Regions from separate parts of the Mus musculus genome. Here region 2 is linked to region 1. A link is a contact called in ENCODE POLR2A ChIA-PET data. All regions are on one chromosome and are shown on one strand. The core of a region is the stretch at or near the end of the contact, and the rest is flanking DNA. Distances in the headings are between cores, read along the strand shown.

The links. ChIA-PET counts read pairs that join two places held with the same protein, here RNA polymerase II (POLR2A).
Region 2: POLR2A ChIA-PET joins it to region 1 with 14 read pairs in Patski. The contact joins the enhancer-like site here to the promoter of Psma5 in region 1. POLR2A ChIA-PET finds 5 or more read pairs at or near these places in 2 of 5 experiments (Patski and embryonic stem cell).

What each region holds. Positions count from the first base shown.
Region 1 is chr3:108,254,223-108,259,764 of GRCm38, forward strand. Psma5 (proteasome subunit alpha 5) reads left to right here and starts at 2,704. Exons shown (of 9, transcript NM_011967.3): 1 at 2,704-3,083. The coding sequence starts at 3,055.
Region 2 is chr3:108,410,332-108,416,118 of GRCm38, forward strand. It overlaps Celsr2 (cadherin, EGF LAG seven-pass G-type receptor 2), which reads right to left and starts at 5,248. Exons shown (of 34, transcript NM_017392.4): 1 at 1,854-5,248. The coding sequence starts at 5,163. Gm52630 (a long non-coding RNA gene) reads left to right here and starts at 5,690. Exons shown (of 3, transcript XR_003954680.1): 1 at 5,690-5,787. Within about 2 kb of position 1,685, at least 1 of the 3 ENCODE cell types and tissues checked has a DNase peak (open chromatin) inside an H3K27ac peak, as active enhancers do.

The DNA of each region.
Region 1 (5,542 bases), core at 1,454-3,953:
CTAAACAGATCCACTTCCCCCATATCCTTTCTTTCACACTACCTCTGTGGGTGGTGGGCTAAAAGGGAGGTTATAGCGTTTAAGAACCATCATTAAAAAGGCAACTTGGGGAAGAAAGGGTTTATTTGGTTTATACTTCCAGGTAATAATCGATCACTGAGAGAAGTCAGGACAGAAACTTAAGCAAGTAGAAGCAGAATCATATGAAGAATGCAGCTTGCTGGCTCGCTCACTCTCAAGCTCAAGCTTGGCCAGCTCTATTACATAGTGTTCTACAGACATAGCTATGGGCCAGTTTGATTTAGACAATTCTTCAGCGGAGGGTCGTCTTCCCTGGAGACTATAGGCTGTGTCAAGTAGACAAGGAAGTGTGTGTAGAGGTCAGAGGAAAATCTGCAAGAGTTGGTTCTCTCCTTTAACCATGTAGGTCCTGGGGATGGAACTCAGATTGTCAGGACGGTGGTAGGTGCCTTTTACCACCAGACCATCATATTCCTGGTCTCCGTGACTGTAGGTTTTAGCCAATAAGAAAGTAAGGATACAAACCAAACTTCTACATCGTAAAAGTTATTTTGCCAGGCCTTCCTTGGATTCACATATATACCATCACTCCATACAACATTCAGACCTGGAGACCCATGGTTCAGGACCCAGGATCCAGACTTGACCCTCGGCTTTTCTGTTACTCATCAATGAGAACCTTTCCCATTCCATCTACCTTCTTCTGGCTCCTTCATTACTTTCCTGGGAAGGACATCTGGCTCAACTGTCCACGAGGGAGTCATTTATTGAATTATAGGCAAGACATTCTGTGATGTGCTACAGTAGAAAAACGATGTGACTATGTGTGTGAGAGCACATACAGCTTCTGTGACATCCCTGTCCTCCTCGATTACCTCCCACTTTATTTTTTTGATATACAGTCTCTCACTGAACTCAGAGGTTGAAAGAAAATAAGCTTTCCTTTTTTTTTTTTTAACCCACAATCAGCTAGAGTTACATTTGGTGTTGCCTACCTATAACCCCAGAATTTGGGAGGCTGAGACAGGAAAATGGCCTGGAGTTCTAGGACAACCTAAGCTACATGGTTTCAAGGCGGAGTAGGCTAAAAGTAAGTACTTTCACTAAAAGCAAAACAGAGAACTAGCTTTCCCTTTCAGACAAATATGGCTCATTACACGGCCTCTCCCTCCCTCCTATTCCTTCTCCTTCATGAAGGTATAATTGACAAACAGTAGTTGCTTACATTTACATTATAAAAAATGATGTTTAAAAATATTACTTTTGAGACAGGGTCTCTCTACATAGCCCTGGCTAGCCTGGAACTCACTTGGTATACCAGGCTGGTCTTGAACTTAGAGATTCCCTGCCTCCTGAGTGCTGGGATTAAAGGAACTATCACACCCAACCCAGAATGGTATTTTTAAAAAGACTTTTCAATGTGTGTGTGTGTGTGTGTGTGTGTTTGTGTGTGTGTGTTATGTGTGACACATATATAGGGGCCAGCAGAGAGCAGAAAAAGGCAGTGGATCCCCTAGAGCTAGAATAAAGGGTAGTTATGTGCAGCCTGACTAGGACGCTGAGAACCAAATGTGGGCATCTAGAAGGGAATCAGGTGCTAAGCTATCTCTCCAGCCACCAGAATTATGTTTTGATATAGGTATATATCACGATTAAGTTAACTTTCACTAACATTTGCCTTTTTTGGTAGTGATTAAAATCTACCTTCTTAGAAAAATTTCAAGTGTAAGATATTAACTCTAGTCATCCTGGTGTATCATATATCTCCATTAGGTATTAATCTTACCTGAAACTTTGTACTCTGACCACCTCACACCCCACCCCCGCCAAGCCTGGGCAGAGGTTCATGCATGCTATGAAAGTACTCTGTCACCGAGTTACATTCCTAGAGAGTCAGGACTTCTTCTTTTTTTTTTTGTTTTTTTTGTTTGTTTTTAAAGATTTATTTATTTATTTTATGTAAGTACATCGTAGCTGTCTTCAGACACACCAGAAGAGGAAGTCAGATCTCATTCAGGATGGTTGTGAGCCACCATGTGGTTGCTGGGATTTGAACTCAGGACCTTCTGAAGAACAGCCAGTGCTCTTAACCCCTGAGCCATCTCTCCAGCCCGAGTCAGGACTTCTTAACCACCTAACTTTCTTTGATAAATGATTCATTTACAATGTTTCTTAAAAAAAAAAAAAGCTCAAGTTGCTCTTCTACCCTTAGGAAGAGAAAACAAGAAGCACATACACAAATTAAGGTCCTTAAAAGCAGTGACTAATCTGAAGCTCCGATACTGAACTCCAGGTCTGGGTCTGAAACTTGGATAGTTAGGGTGGTGGTGGTGATGTGTACGAATCCAGGAAAGACTTGATAAAATAATCGTACCTATGCAAGAAATTGAAAAACGTTCTTGCTGATTAGAACCTATCAACTTTTAAAACTTTTTTTTTCAACAAGCCCGGCTGGCAGAACTGCCGGGCACGCTGGTAGAGGCGCACACATTTCTCTACCCAAGTCAAAAAGTCCTCAGCAAACCTAGTTCCGGCTGCCACCGAGCCGGGAAGACAGCGAAGAGCTGGGCAGGCGAGCGCGAAGTAAGAGACCGGTGTCCCCCGGCTGCATTTACGCGAGCTGGCGAGACTTACGTCACGATTCCGACAACCCAGTCATCAGGCCAAGTCTTGCAGCCATCCAAAGCGCGGCGTGCTCACTCCTCGACGACGAGGTTCACTCTCACCGGTTGCCTCGAGTCCCAGCGCCCGTAGCAACCAAGGGTGACGGAAAGCGGAAGTGCTCTCTAGTTCCGCCTCCCTGTTAACCCAGGTCCGGTGAAGAAGCTTGTCAAGTCCAATCATCGCGGCGAGAATATCAATCAGCCAATAAAAGGGAAGCACGGGAGGGCGGGCTAAAAAGGTCGCGTGCGCACGCGCAGACGGCTGCAGGGTCCTTGGTGCTGTGGCGGTGTGGTTGATTAGGGTGCTGCTTTCAATCGTGTGGCCTTTGGGAACCCCGCGTAGCCACTGCCGCCTCCTTCTGTCCTCGCCATGTTCCTCACTCGGTCCGAGTACGACAGGTTCGTACGGCGGGAAGCAGCAGGGTCGAAATTTGGGTGGGCGGGCCTGGGGCCCGCGCCGCGGCCTGGGTTCTGCAGTGTCATGGGGCGCCCGGAGAACCTAAGTCTGGCGGGACCCGGGGAATCTGGTTCCCGAGGCGCCCGGCGAGATTCCCCAAGCTACACTGCAGCGGACCCGTTGCACTTGTCCCGCTGAGTCACCGCTAATCCTGACTCCCCGCGGAAGCGAGAGGCTGGGGCTGCTTGGGGCAGGCGGCGGAGAGGGATCGGGACCTTTAACCTGGAGTAGATTAGGGGGACACCAGCCTTGCGTCCGTCTTTTCAACCTAAGTCTGACTGCTTAGGAAAAAGAAAAGTGAAAGGAGTTTCCTTGAATAGAAGCTACCAGAGACTATTGGATGAGTTTGTAGGAATCCGTCCTGTGCTGTACATTTTAATCTTTTTTGAAGAGCGAAGGCAGTTTTCAGCTATGCTCGGATAAATATATTGCCTACAATCTGGTTTTGTGGGAACTTGAATGTACAGTGGTTCTCAGAAGAGTTTTAATACACTGATTCCATTTGACCAAAGTGTGTGTATGTGAGAGGAGGTTTGAAAGCAAGTTAATTTTAGTGTTGTGTTGAAAGCTAAATGTTTTGTAAAGTCAAAGCTGTGTGGTTGTGTTTATTAAAAGAGCAGACAACCTAAAAACTTTCAAGTCTCGAAAATGCTAACTAATACTGTCATAAATGCTGTAGATACTGTAACTTTCAGTTTCTGTTTTGAGCAGTTTTGCAAACCACTGGGTTCCTTTAAAAGTTAGGGAAAGCAGACATTTTCTTAGTTCCAGGTTACCACTGAGAAATTACTTTTCTTGGCAAGTATGTATTGAGCCTGTCAAAATATATATATGTCATTCCAGGTGCCACAATTTTGACAGGCTCAATACATACTTATATATACACATATATACATACATATTAATCTCCATCCTTTTGCTGACTCAGAAAATATCGGTGAAGTTTTAAAACTATTTCCTGTTGTCAAGTAAAATGGTCGTTAACACTTGGCTTCCAGAGTATTGAAGAGAGTCATCTTTAGGTGATAAAATGTTAAGAAAATTGTGATCCTCATCTGAAAGGCTTTACTGAGCTTTGCCCATTTATTTATATGAACTAGTTGCTTTGTGGATTTTTTTCTTTTGTATTTGCTAAGACTAAATAAAGCCCAGGCCTCTATTTAGCTAATGTTCTTGAGCGTTGGCTGTGTTCAAGAAGCACTGTTTAGGGAGCTGGTTTTACAGCAGTGAGCAGAATCAAGATCTCTACCCTCCTGTTTGCAACAGTAACTGTAATGTGAGACAGAAATGTATTGATGTTACTAGAGGAATCTAAGGCAGCACTGGACGTTCTGATGAGAGGCTGCATTCATTGTTGGAGGTTGGGGAAAGCTTCACAAAGAAGCTGATAATTCAGATAGGTCCAGGGAAAGTAGGATTTCTAGTAAACCAAGACCATGAGAACGAACAGATAATAAAGGATGAACAAGGGGGACCAGTGAGGAAAAGGCATAACACATTTGGAAAAGTCCAGGCTGGTTACCACATATGTATGATGCATGTTATGGGACAAGTAGGTGCTATGGAAAAAACAGGATGGTGCCAGATACTGATGGTTCAATAGACTTAGAATTTGGACCTCACTCTGTAGGCACTGTGTGCTATCAGTTGGGGGTGTCCATGTACCATATACATGCCTGGTGTCCTTTGAGGCCAGAGGGTGTTGGATCGCCTAGAGCTGGAGTGACGGGTGGGTTTTAGCCAAGATGTCAGTGCTGGGAGTCAGAGCAGCAGCTTCCTCTGGAAGAGCCCCTAGTGCTCCTAACTGCTGACCCAGCTCTCTCTCTCTCTCTCTCTCTTTTTTGGGGGGGGGGGTCTTTTTTGGTTTTTGTTTTAAAAGACAAGGTTTCATCTATAGCCCAGGGTGACCTAGAGCCACGAGGCCTGGAGTTTGGGACGATCTTTTCTGCCTGAGTGTTGTGAGTTCTGGAGTTACACTCATGAGCTGTGTCAGTCTCTCATATTTTCTTTAAAGAGTTGCCTCATCACAGTTGTTTTTATAAAGATTAATTGATTGGAAGAACGAGTTGGCACCAGTCAGGAGGCTTTTACAATAGTTAGGTAAAGGGTAACAAGGACATAGGGATGGAAGTGATGTTACCATGGAGGAGGCGCTGATAGGAGTTAGCATGACTTAGCATATGGTAGGACAAAGGGGACGGTAGGGAGAGTGAGTCATCATTCAGAGCATTCTATTGTGAGGAACTGAGAAGCTGGGGCTGTTTGAAAATAATGGGCATGGTAAAGAGGAGTTGGTTTTACAGAATGATTAGATTTAAAGGGTTATATTTCAGATTGGAAAATGTTGGATGTTGGTTGTAATTGGGCTATTCAAGGGGACTTGTTTCAAATTTAGATTAAC
Region 2 (5,787 bases), core at 435-2,934, 160 kb after region 1:
AAGAGCCAGCAGTGGAGGAAACGTGGGAGAAGGAGAGAGACAGAAGCCGGGGAGAAGGTGACAGACAGGCAGTGCAGGAGGGTCCCCATGGGCAGGGTTGGGAGGGAAGGAGGAGACAAAGAACCAGAGAAGGAAGACAAAGGGACAGTGGGCGACAGTCCCCCTCACCCAGCCTCCTGAACTTTGGGGTTGCCTTGGTGACTGACTCTAAGGGTCAGGGCTGATGGGGGAGGGGGACAAGGGCAGAAAGGCAGCCACAGTGTGTCCTAGCTGCAGCCCCAGCCTGCCCTCTAGCCTAGAGCGTTGTGTTTGGGGCTGTGTGCCCTGGTGAGGCAGTAGAGGCTAAGCAGAGCTGTCCTCCACACGGTCGGTCCCTAGGTATCTAGCCAGATTCACTACCGAAGGCTGTGGATGGAGGGCAGGAGGGAGAGGCCTTTCTTCTGCCTCTAGCGCCAGGCTCAGGTGAGGGTACTCCTGGCTTCTTTCCCCTGGAGGGGGACTGGACGCTTCAGGTGCTTTACAGCCTGACCCATAGCTTGGAGAGCTCCTTCTCCCTGGTCCTTGCAGGGTGGGACCTGAGGGGTGGGACCAGGAAGTGTCTGTCCAGTAAGAAGTGTGAGCAGGAAGGGAGGTAAGGCCATCTTCCCTTCCCTGATGTGCAAAGGGGGCCTGGAGGGGGCTGCCAGGCCTCGCCCCTGGAAAAATTGTTAACAGTCCCCCCCCCCTTCACTCCAAGTGACTTGGCTACCCAGTCTGCCTTGCTCCCACCTTGCTTCTCATCCCCAGAGCTGACAGAAAGGACAGAATATACTGTCACCCAGTCCTGCTTGCCTTCCCCAAGTCCTGCTGTCTGGGGAGTCTGCAGGCTGAGCGCTTGACCAAGCAGCAGGAATGCCCAGGCTGGGTTCTGGCCAGGCTCCCACGCCCCTAGAAATCTGTTCTCTCCCCCACCAAGTCAGGGCCCTGGAGTCTCTGCCCTCAAAGCTCAGCAGTCCCCGTGCACTCTGATCCCCAGGTCTGTTTTCCTGAGACCGGGCCACCATGGTCAGCAGGGAAGGCCTAGCACCCCAAGAAAAAGCCACAGGGAGTCTAGGGGCCCAAAAGGTCCATCTGCCCTGACTTCATTGCTGCCCTCCCCGGAAGCCAGACCCCAACCAAGAACTCAGGACAGTGAGGTCTGTTTGGACAGAGACAATGAGCTCTGGCTTTACTTCCTGCCTGGAGCTCAGGAGGGGGAGCCAAGGCTCCTTCTGCCTGGAGGGAAAAGCAATGCCTCAGACAAAGTCTAAGCCAGTCTCTGCTGCAGCTCTACTGAGAGCCAGAGGGGGAGAGAAAAGGGCAGCAGGGTCCTGACCCCCTTGGTGGAATCCTGAGTCCCTAAAGCCCTCTGACCTGCCAAAGGCCTTGTGAGATCACAGGACCATCCTAATGAGGGTGCCAGGGTACTGAGGAGCCAACTTGCCTCGCCCCTTCCTCGCCAAGGTCTTCCCTCCCCCTCCCCCAGCTCTTGGGCCTTCCAGGCTTCCACGCGCCCTTTTTTTCACAATTCTTGGCAGCCATAGTCAGGGCAGGCTCACAACACTTCCCCCCACCACGTCACAGTCTGGTAGGCAGGGGGGCAGCCAACCAAAGCAGCCCAGCCCAGCCTGGGGCAGCAGGCAGGGCCTGCGCCAGCTGCCAGGAGTCCTGGGCTTTTTTCCCAGGCCAGGTTCCCGATCTCTCAGCCTCTGAGCTGTCCACAGGGTAGAGAGTTGGGTCACCAGCTCCTCCTGGATGGCACCCCACCTCCGGTGGCTGCCCAGACCTCCCTGAAGCACTATCTCCACCCCAACATCACTGGGCATCTTCCTTACCTGACACCAGCACACTCATGATGGCTTCCAGGGGCCGGTTGTTGTCCAGTGCCCGGCTCAGTCTCAGCTCACCGGTGGAGGCATTGAGCAGGACCAAGCTGAGTTCATTTCCTCGCTCGAAGCTGTACGTCAGGCTGTCTGAGATATCGGGGTCGTGGGCAGGCACACGGCCTATGGCACCACCGGGGAAGCTGCTGGAGCGGTTGGTGACATAGTTGTTAAAGAGAATCTCAAAGTTGCCCAGCACGGGCGGGTTATCATTGCGGTCAAGGAGGCGGACATGGACAGTAGCCCTGCTCACCAAGGGAGCAGACGTAGCCTGGATGACCAGGACATATTCAGGCCGGTCCTCATAGTCCAAATCTACCAGGGCAGTTAGCTCGCCAGAGAATATATCCAACTGAAAGACCTCAGGGATATTGCCCTCCACAATCTGGTACATGATCTGTGCGTTGGTCCCTTCATCTGGGTCAGTGGCTGTGACCCGGGCCACGGCCAGCCCGATGGGGCTGTTCTCTTCCACAAATACGTCAAACTCATCCTGTTCAAAGACAGGGGGGTTGTCATTCACATCCAGGACAGTAACTGTCACTTCCATGGGTGTGCGGGCTGGTGGCATGCCCTTGTCCACCGCATAGGCCCGCAGGACGTACTGGGCCACGTTCTCACGATCCAGCCTCCGCAGTGTGCGCACAATGCCCGATGTCGACTCTACAATAAAGTCACCGTCCCCATCATCTCCTCCTTGGAAGGTGTAGAAAACCCTGCCATTCAGACCGGAGTCTCGATCCGTGGCTGAGATCTGCAGGACGCTGGTGAAGGGCGGCACGTCCTCGTAGACGCTGCCCTGGTAGGAATCTCTGAGGAACTGGGGGGCGTTGTCGTTCACGTCATTCACCAGGATCTCCAAATAGGTGGTGTCAGACTTCTGGGGAATGCCATTGTCCCGAGCAGTGATGGCCAGGGTATAAGACACCTGGTCCTCGTAGTCCAGCTCAGCCTGGGTGGTGACAGCCCCAGTGTCCGCGTCGATTCGGAACTGGGGGATGCTATCCTCCATAAAGTAGGTGATTCGGGCATTCTCCCCCGTGTCCTCATCCGTGGCGCTGATCAGCACCACTGTGGTGCCTGCTGGCCGGTCTTCATTAACGTTGACTGTGTAGTGGGAGCTCTGGAAGACGGGACGGTGGGTGTTGGCATCGGTGACATTCACTACTATCTGAGCTGTGTCCTGCCTTGTGCCATCTGAGGCAGTCACTGCCAGCACATACTGCCGCTCGAGTTTGTAGTCTAGCGGTAAGGCAAGGGAGACCAGTCCACCACCACTTTGGCTGGTGATAGAGAAGCGGTTGCGGGTGTTGCCGCTGGTGATCTGGTAGGTAATGACACTGTGAGCGTCTCGATCCACGGCTGACACGGTCACCACACTGGTGCCCACGGCGGCGTCCTCGTTGAGCCGAACGGTGTACTCTGGCTGCGTGAAGGTTGGGTTGTTGTCATTGACGTCCAGGATGGTTACACTGACACTGGCTGAGGCCGTGAGCGCTGGGGTGCCATGGTCCCGGGCCTCTACACCAAAGCTGTAGAAATCAACCTCTTCCCGATCCAACTCTGCGGCCACAGAGATCCAGCCTGTGCCATTGTTAATGGTGAAGGGAAAGTCGTGCCCAACCCCTGCCAGGCTATACTCGAGGCGGGCGTTATCACCAGCGTCAGCATCAATTGCCTGGACGTGCAGAACAAGGTAGCCTAAAGGGACACTCTCTAGGACGGTGGCCTGGAAAGGGGTGCTGACAAAGATGGGGGCGTTATCGTTGATGTCTAGGACTTGCACTGTTACTAGGCCAGAGACATTGGAGAGTGGAGGACGGCCACCGTCCTGAGCCCGGATCCGAAGCGTATACTCTTTGGTTGTCTCATAGTCGAGTGGGCTTACCACATCCAGGGCTCCAGTCTGAGCATCCAGATAGAACTGGCCCCGAGCATTGCCACTCATGATGCTGTAGTGCACTAGGGCATTGCTGCCCTTGTCTCTATCGGAGGCGGTGACTCGGAGAACTGGGGCTCCTGGGGTCACATCCTCCCGCACCTGGACCACATAACGCTTCTCGCTAAACTGGGGGGCGTTGTCATTATCATCCTCCACCGACAGGAAAACAATGGCTGTGGAACTCCGCGGGCCTGGGTCCCGGCCCTGGTCACTCGCCTCCACTGTTAACTTGTAGGATTCCACTTCCTCCCGGTCTACAGGGCCGCGGGTTCGGATCACCCCCGAGCGAGGATCGATCTCAAAGGCGTCTGAGGGGCTGCCTCCGGCCCCCTCCAGCAGGCGGTACAGAATGTTGGCATTGGGAGGGGCGTCGCCGTCGGTGGCCCTGACTGTAAGCACCTCATAGCCAACCTCCAGGTTCTCCCTGAGGCTCTCCTTGTACTCTTGCTGCTCAAAAACAGGGTCGTGATCGTTGGTGTCGGTCACCAAGATGGTAAGCGTGGCCAAGGCACTCCGTCGGGGCATACCGTGATCCTGTGCAGTGACCCTGAAGACGTGGGTGCTCTTGGTCTCCCGATCCAGCTCCTCAGCTGTGGTGACAACACCGGTGATTGGGTCCAAGGAGAAGAAATGATTGGAGCGGCTATCAAAGAGGGCATCCATGGTGTACTCAAGTCGACCCGCCTCACCCTCATCTGGATCAATGGCTCTTAAGGATGCAACAGAGGTACCAGCAGGCTGGTTCTCAGGCACTGTGGCCTGGTAGCTGGGAGGCTGGAACTGGGGAGCTGTATTCACATTCCTTTTCCTGCGCCCACCCAGAGATTCCTCTGGTGAGCCTTCCCCAGCCCTGAGCCCTGGGGCCTGTGCCAGCTTGCAAGACTGGCATCTGAGCCGTGGGGCCTTTAAGCAAGGGTGCTCTTCAGGCAGGGTCAGCGTGCCTTGTGGAGAAAGGTGTCCTCCGATACCCAGGAGACGACAGCTCCAGGGGCAGCCTTCAGAGGATGGCGGAAGAGGGATATGAGCCCCTGATTCTGGACACCAAACCCTCAGGCCATCGTGGTGGGGCACCAGGTGGCCGGTCAGCTCAATGCCCGATTCTCTGCAGCGGCTGGTGTAGAGCCAGAGGTTCGAAGCAGAGGCTGGGCAGAGCCAGCCCACGGGGGCGCAGGCCCCAGAGGAGCTGCGTCCCCCGGATCCCAGAGAACGACAGGGCCCCACTTGATCTCCCAGTAGTGGCGACGGTGGCAGCAGCAGCAACAGCAGTAGCAGCGGCAGCAGCGGCGTTGGGAGGGGGGCGCTGGCAGCCCGGCTCCGCATCTCTCCCTGTTCCCGGCCAGCCGGGTCAACAGCCGCGGCGGCTCTTCCTCCGGCTCCTGCCGGCCCCGCCGCGCCTCATGCCCGGGCCGGGGCGCGGGTCCCCGGGGGCCACCTGTACGTCCCACTGGGCCTGCACCCAGATGGCTCGGCGGGGCCGCGCTCTTAGCCCACGATGCGCCGGGCTCCCACCACTCTCGAAGCCGGGCCCGCTCCCGAGTCGCCGCGACCACTGCGGGTTCACGCTGCGCTTCCACCTGCGCTCTGAGCGTTCTCTACCTGCGCCCGCGGGCCGCGAGGATCTCTGGCTCTGCCGGGTCCCCCGGTCCCGAGCCCCAGAATGTCCCCTCCGCCCGCGTAAGGTCGCCCACCTGCGTCTGCGGAGCCTCACGCTCCGGCCCGGGCCCGGCTGCCAACGATGGCCCTGCGCCACCCGCTCGCGCCCTGCGTCCCCGCCGCGGCAGCTACCGGTCGCCGGGGTCCCGGGCCCAGACCCGCGTTCCCTCGCCTCCCGGGCGGGCGGGCGAGCTCTGCAGAGCAGCGGCGGTGGTGGCGGCGGCTCATTACCATAGACCTGCTCGCGCCGCCGCGGTCTTAAAGCGGCGACGCCCAACGCGCCGAGGAGGT